3 separate regions of the Homo sapiens genome follow, and regions 1 and 2 are each linked to region 3. The links are chromatin loops, found by intact Hi-C in ENCODE. Cell type or tissue: endothelial cell of umbilical vein. All regions are shown on one strand.

Region 1 (2,500 bases), 500 kb after region 3:
GGGAGCTGAGATGAGGCTGCATGTCTTTTCTCCTTCATTCCTTACTTTTGAACCACCTGTCTCTCAAGCAGCCTTATTTCTTAGTGTTCCCCAAACACAGCCTTCATTCTAGCCAGGCCAGAATGAATTCCCAGATGTCTCTGACGAATGCCACAGCCTCCCATCCTCAGTCTTTTCATATGGTTATTCTTCTACAGAGAATGCCCAGTCTTCTGCTCCACTTAAAAACCCTGCCTGTCCTTTAACTCAACTGGTCTCACTGTTCCTCTGAACTGAATGCTGCCCTGTGTCAATCAACCTCTAGTGAGCACCTTCTGTGTATTTATTAATTTTGCAAATATTTATTATGTACCTTCCATGTTCTAAGCGCTCGGATAAAAAAAAATGCAAGCCTGATGAACTTTCTGCCTTCCTGACATTTCAGTTTTTATTGAAAAGGCAGGCATTATCCAGCAAATTCACAGTAATTTTACACCTAAATATCTTCTCATGTTCTCCTATATTTGTAATTTTTACTTCTCTAACAAAATATACTTAACTTTCTCTCTTGGGCTTATTTTTTATTTTCTGTTGTGATAACTCAATATTTGTTTGTAGATTGCTTATAATCTCACCTCTACAAATTTGTTTCTTATGTGGAAGGGGGATCACATTTTACATGCTTGTTTTTCTTATTCTCTGCTTTCATTAGCAAAGATTTAAGAGATCTGGTTCAACAATAGGAGGCTACTGAATGGCACAAGTGAAAGATGACATGGGATAGGTGGTGAGGCTGGAGAAGGTTGAGATATGAGGGCTTTTGCTGGGATAACACTGAAGGGAAGGATTTGGAATCCCAATGAATTTCAGGGAAGAATGAAAGAGATACAAACACCATTTAAGATGACTTCTTGTATAATAATGAAAAGAAAGGTTTAAATTTAACATAATGCCTTTTTGAATATATGTAGTTGTATCATGTAGGATGCCAAAAGGTTTGAATTTAGTAACTGATCTAATACTGGGCTTGATTTTTTCTATCACAGAACTGTAACTCCCAAGAACAGGGTATTTTCCGCAGTAATGTGAAAAACCTGGTTAATGGTTTCATGGTGTTAATATGCCACCTAGTGGATCAACTTGCACATTCTAACTTGGGGTTTTCAGAGTTGGAAGTGTTCATTTTCCTTTATCAGAATGGCTTGCTCACTAGGAACACCAGCTGAGGTCCAATTACGATAAATCCACTAGTTCCTGATGTTGATATTGCTGATTTTTTTTATGCTCAAGAATTCATTATGAGGGAATTGATAGCAGCAATCATTGTCAGTTTAATTTTTTGTATGGTCTTTTTTATTTTAAAGCTTTTTAGGTGTTTAGAAAGCAAATAGTTGGTTTTTATTTTATTTGGACACTTTTATGCAATGAGGGTTGATGTTTCATGGATTTCTGTGAGAAGGAGAAACCAATTGATAAATTTGCTGATATAGATCTCTAGAAAGGCAGGGAGATTTTTAAAAGAAGATGTAGTAGGATACTTTGAATAGCAGAAACGATTTGCTGACTTACACAATATAATAAGCTCATTCTTGGCTACACACCTGGTGTGTTTATTTCTTATAAACTTTATAGCTTCACTTCTAATTTAGAGTTCCCAATTTTCATCACATATTGTCAGTTTAAAAATAACAAGCGTAACAGCTGTTGTAGAATGTTTATGTACCAGGTATTGTGCCAAGCACTTTATAGAAATGATCTCCAATCCCCACAAAACCCCAAATTAGTACATTATTTCCATTTTAAAGAAGAAGAAATGGGCTCAAGTATTGACACTAATTGCCCTCCATCTCACACAGCCAAGAAGTGTTTGTGCCTGGTAGCCTTTGGTCCAAGTCTCCTTCATAGATCTGAAGCATCTTTTGTCATCACAGAATTATGTTTCCCTATTCTTAAGAAAAGTGGGATCAGCAAATATCAGCTTTACCTTAACGGACTCATTCACGTTTGAGCCCATTTCCCGAGAAGATAATTACATATATTACGTTTTAAAATAAGGCATATAAAAGAACCACATTCCTGTGATAGCTCCCTTTTTCCAAAATCTGACTGCGTTTTTAAAGTTACTATTAGAGAATAGAGAGCCTTGCTTGTTGGGTGTCTGGGACATAAAGTCACAGAAAAATAATTGCATGTTTGCACCATTTAGATCTCACATGTTTAAGTGGTGCAAACATGATCTCCTTCAGGCAATGAGCCATGCTTGCCCAGTGAGCTTGCACGTGGTAATGGGAGAATCCCTCTGAGCATGCATCTCCAAGGCCAAGTGGGCCACAGCAGTTGTGAGTGAGAGGAGGCCATAGCGTCCTAAACTGATCAGACTTGCCAAGTATTCCTACCTGTGGCAAGGGGCTGAAAAGCCCGTGGACTGTACCTTAATGTTGCTTAACAATCCCTGAGGTAGAGAATAAAAGGAATTGTGGAATAACTCTGTGACTTGCCTCGGTTTCCTGATGCCCAGAAA
Region 2 (2,500 bases), 53 kb after region 3:
AGGAGCCTAATTTCGTGGCTGACCAGAGGTCACCTAGAAAACAGCACATTTAATGAAGTCAAATATTACAGAAAAAATGTGACTCCAAGTACAGCAGAATGTCTATCATGTAGAGCTTCAAAGTGTGGGCTCTAGAGCTATAGAGTGATGGTTAATAGCAAGGTTTTAAATTCCACCTTCACCACCTGCTGTATTTGGCCATAGGCTGTTAACTTAATCACTATATGGCTGGGTATTCTTATTTTTAAAAATGATAACTTCCCTAATTATTTGATACGGTTATTGTGAAGATAAAAGGAACTAATACATACAAAGCACTTTTAATAGTCTCTGATACATAATGACTCAATAAATATTAATTATTTAATATTAGCCATTTAAAATAACCAAGTATTATTACTTTAGCTCAGCTCTTCATGAACTCCAGGTCTCAATCTGGAGGTGGAGATGAGGATAGTAGGGAATAAAGTGAGACTATAATAATGAAGTAATATTCTTGACTAAAATCTTGCTAATATATTAGGGCAGAAGAATCACCAAAAAAAAAAAAAAAAAAAGAGTGTGCAATGCTGTCAGATGTGCCATGGTACCCACTGCTCTAGGCTGGGCCTGGAAGGCAGAGACTTACCCTGGACATCAGACGCAGTGTCCACACAGATCCCAGGCAGTGAGCCTTGCTAAAGGAGGCTAGGTCCCCAAAATGCAGGTCCGTCACCCTTGATAGTGTTTTCTTGGTGTTTTAAATGAACTTTCACTGTTTGTCATATAATATTTAGTTTTAGAGAGCCATATTACTGATAAAAATAGTATGACTTATTTTTGAGAAGTAAATAAGATAATTGGGGGCAATCTAAGCAAAGTCTTCAATTGTGTTTCTGCTAAAGTACGTGAAGTACATGCCACTTTCTCAGTAGGAAAGACTGTTGGCAGACTGACAAGATGAATCATTGCTGAAATGTATTCAAAAAGAATTATAGAGCAGAACCAGGGATAGAATCTAACAGGAAATAAGCCCCATGGGTCATTCTGAGTTATGTCCTTTTTAGTGAGTCTGTTTTAGTTTAAGTTTATTTGAATAATACTAAGATGTACTGTATTGAGCAAGGGAAAGACTCTCTGTAACATACGGGAAACTTTTATCACTCAGGTTTTATCGTCTGGTTTTTCACTTTTTATGCAAATTTTTTTCCCCTTCATGTTAGAATAATTTTGGTCAATGTTTTCTCAAGATATGACTAATTTTTATTTTATCGTCTTTAGAGAAAGTTGAAGAGTCACAGTACCTTTCTTTTATCACAATAGAACCTACTGCACACAAAATTTAAAATGTATCCTTGGTTTTCATCTGAAGTTTTGCAATATAATGCAAATTAATACTTTTTCATCTTCAGCTTTTTGAAATTCACTTTCCACACTGCACTTAGAAATGCATTTTTAAAACTAAAATATGAGCATGTTATTTCCCTGTTTTAGTCTCTTCAGTGGCATCCATTGACCTAAGGCTTACCAGGCCTGCCGCATCTGGCACTGTGATATTGTGAAATATTAAATACATTTGGTTTTCCTTCCCTTTTCCTGGCATACAGCTCTTAAAACTCTTGAAGTCTCTTAAGTGATATGTCTTTTTGTAAGCTGATAAGATGACTGATGGCTGGGGACTCCTGGAAAACTGGGGGCTACTAGATAGCCTCAGAATGGAGAACTGTTGCCAAGGGAACCAACCCTGCAATTTAAGATTTGGAACTTTTAGCTTCACTCTCCAACCAGGGTGAGTGAAATTTGGGTCGATCGCAAGTGGCTAATGATTTAGTCAGTCATGCCTATGCAATGAATCTTCCATAAAAACCTGAAAGGACTGCATTTGAAGAGCTTCTGGGGATCTAAACATGTGGAGGTTCCTGGAGGGTGGCACCCAAACAGGGCAGGGAAGCTCTCACATCTCTTGCCCTATGCATCTTTTCCATCTGGCTGTTCATCTGTATCCTTTGAAGTATTCTTAATAATAAATGGGTAAATATAAGTGAAGTGTTTTCCTGAGTTCTGTGAGCTCTTCTAGCAAATTAAACTCAAAGAAGAGGTCATGGGAACCCCTGCTTTATAGCCAGTCAGTCGGAAGAAAAGGTAACAACCTGTGGCTTGTGATTGGCATCTGAAGTGAGTGTCAGTCTTGTGGGACTGAGCCCTTACCCTAAGTTATCTCCAGGTAAATAATGTGAGAATTGAATAGAATTCCAGGACACCCCTCTGGTGTCTGCTGGAGATTTTCTTGATGTGTGGGGAACCCCTCCCTCACATCTGGTCACAGAAGCATTCTGTGCCGTATTGAATGAGTGTTAGAGAAGGAAAAACACTTTTTTTTCCCTGTCTGTATCAGATACCTACATACCACTTCAGCTTCAGCTCCCACTCTGATTCTTCTTTGTCTCTTGCTCAAGACACACAGGATTTACTTCCCTTCTTCAGTGTATAGTACAACCTTCTTTTTAGATCAGATATTAAA
Region 3 (2,500 bases):
CTTTGGATCACATATTCTAGGCAATTTCCTACATCATCTAGGGTGGAATTTTGATGCTCTGTTTTTAGTTTTTAACTCCATAGTCAATGAAACTATCATAAAAATTTATGGTCAAAGGAGAATTTTAGCCATTCCCATTTCTTTTGTGAGCCAAAGAACTGTTTATCAAGGAGAGAAGGACCATACTAGAGATTCGCCTGGATTTTTGTTGTATGACACATTTTATCTTACCAAAACAGGCTGTATTCACATTAATAATTATTTTTATTTTTATTTTATTTATCTTCTTCTTCTTTTTTTTTTTTGATACGGAGTTTCACTCTTGTTGCCCAGGCTGGAGTGCAATGGCATGATCTCGGCTCACCTCAACCTTCACCTCTCGGGTTCAAGCAATTCTCCTGCCTCAGCCTCCCAAGTAGCTGGGATAACAGGCTTGCGCCACCATGCCCGGCTAATTTTGTGTTTTTAGTAGAGACGGGGTTTCTCCATGTTGGTCAGGCTGGTCTCAAACTCCCGACCTCAGGTGATCTGCCTGCCTCGGCCTCCCAGAGTGCTGGATTACAGGCATGAGCCACCGCGCCCAGCCACATTCATAATTATTAATAGAGGTCTTTAAATTTAGTCTTAAATGCCATGTTTCTAGAAGGATTTAAAAATGGTAGCACTTGTCAGGTTGTATGACCAAATAGGTAAATTATATATGCCACTGGAGAAATTTCAAGACCTTTTTGGTTATTTGTAAATATTATTATATGCCACCATTCTCTATTAGCATATTAAGTTCCAGAGGAAATAGAACATTTCTGATACTGCCTACTACTAAATTGTAAATGCATGTAAGACCTGTAAATACACAGTATTGTAGATACCTGTACTCATTGAATAGAAGTAAGCTAAGGACATGTGAAAATCACATTGATGTTTTGAGGTCACAGGTAAAAGTTGATTTGAAAATGGTCAGTGAACAGTTGGGGGAGTAGCTAGTCTCGGCTCCTCTGAGTTTTCGGGCTTGGTGGTCTTTGCTAGGATCCCACTCTACTTGCAGTTCACAACGTCTGTCACGTGAGGGCAGCATAATCACATACAGGCCAGCTGTCTGGTTTGACCTTAAGTCAGAAGAACTGATTCCAAAGGAAATCACATAGTAACATGTAAATGCAGTCATTTTTTTCCTTTTATACACATTGCTCAACTGATTAAAATACAATATGAAATATTAGGGAGAAAAATACTTTTAAACATTTTCTGTGATTGAATATCCTTATCAAAAGGATATGTGTGATTTGCATTAGAAAAATAATTTGCAATTATGACTTTTAAAAATTGTGTTTTAAAAGGAACACAGACACAAACACACCCAGAGAGTGAGAGACTCTCTTTCCTGTTTTTTGTGGATGGAACAATACATAGCATTTGAACACTGTTGTTAGGCTTTTTATGCTTCACTCACCATGATATTTTGGGCAAGTTAACATTTCTATGCCTTAGTTTCCTCAACTACATGGGAGTAATCATAGTTTGCATTCATAGGATTGTTAAGGATTAAATGAGATAATGCAGGTAGACCAATTTAAATATACTCTACACATAAGTGCACTATAAATAGTTTGTATTATATTGTCATACACTGCATAATGATGGTTCAGTCAACAACGGATTGCAAATATAACAATAGTCCCCTAAGATTGTAATGGAGGTGAAAACTCCTATCACACAGTAGCATTGTAGCCACCATAACATCTTAGTGTAACACATTACCTTTTCTATATTTAGATATGTTTAGATACACACCTACTTTCTATTGTGTTACAGTTGCCTACAGTATTCAGTAGGGTAATATGCTGTACAGGTTTGTTGCCTAGAGGCAGTAGGCTATACCATATAGCATAGGTGTGTAGTAGGCTAGTACCCGCACAGTATGTACATCTAGGTTTGTGGTAAATCCACCGTTTGATGTTGGCACAGTGACAAAATTGCCTAATGACACATTTCCCAGAACATATCTTCATTGTTAAGGGACACATGAATATTCAAATACTGAATTTTTAAAGTATAGATTTTGAAAAACACCTTCTTCCATGTGGAACTAGGAAACTATCAGAGACCAATGCACAAGACAGAATTGAGTAAGATTCTTAGACTGTATTTTCTGGTATTTTGTCACAAATATTCTGGAAAAAAACATGTTTGAAGGAGCTACTGAAGAGATGAGGAGGGGGAAGTACAAATAGAAAGCTTAAGATTTAGTGCAAATTACAGTAGAGATTTCACATATGCTTTTTGTTTGTTTGTTTGTTTGTTTTTTTGAGACGGAGTCTCACTCTGTCACTGAGGCTGGAGTGCAGTGGCACCGTGTCGGCTCACTGCAACTCCCATCTCCTGGGTTCAAGCAATTCTCCTGCCTCAGCCTCCCAAGTAGCTGGGATTACAGGCGCCCACCACCATGCCCAACTAGTTTTTATATTTTTAGTAGAGATAGTGTTTCACCATGTTGGCCAGG

Evidence for each region. A loop is a pair of places that touch in the nucleus more often than their neighbours do. Peaks named below come from ENCODE experiments on the same cell type or tissue, not always from the same donor. Only the 100,000 strongest peaks of a DNase experiment are listed, where the experiment ranks them.
Region 1: a loop joins it to region 3, with 10 times the contacts of the local background. A loop is called at or near these places in 84 of 110 quality-filtered maps.
Region 2: a loop joins it to region 3, with 2.4 times the contacts of the local background. A loop is called at or near these places in 2 of 110 quality-filtered maps.

Annotation. Positions count from the first base shown.
Region 1 is chr1:186,984,983-186,987,482 of GRCh38, forward strand. All of the region lies in intron 17 of PLA2G4A (phospholipase A2 group IVA), which reads left to right. Among named protein-coding and RNA genes, the nearest start is that of LINC01036, 110 kb to the right of the region's middle. RefSeq lists an enhancer at 1-405. In endothelial cell of umbilical vein, a CTCF peak has its summit at 1,106 (motif pointing left); a DNase peak (open chromatin) is centred at 1,069; H3K27ac peaks cover 1,105 bases.
Region 2 is chr1:186,534,930-186,537,429 of GRCh38, forward strand. No RefSeq gene overlaps it. Among named protein-coding and RNA genes, the nearest start is that of PDC, 75 kb to the left of the region's middle. In endothelial cell of umbilical vein, no CTCF peak of the experiment used is centred here; a DNase peak (open chromatin) is centred at 942; H3K27ac peaks cover 1,693 bases.
Region 3 is chr1:186,481,798-186,484,297 of GRCh38, forward strand. No RefSeq gene overlaps it. Among named protein-coding and RNA genes, the nearest start is that of PDC, 22 kb to the left of the region's middle. In endothelial cell of umbilical vein, a CTCF peak has its summit at 1,068; a DNase peak (open chromatin) is centred at 1,074; H3K27ac peaks cover 333 bases.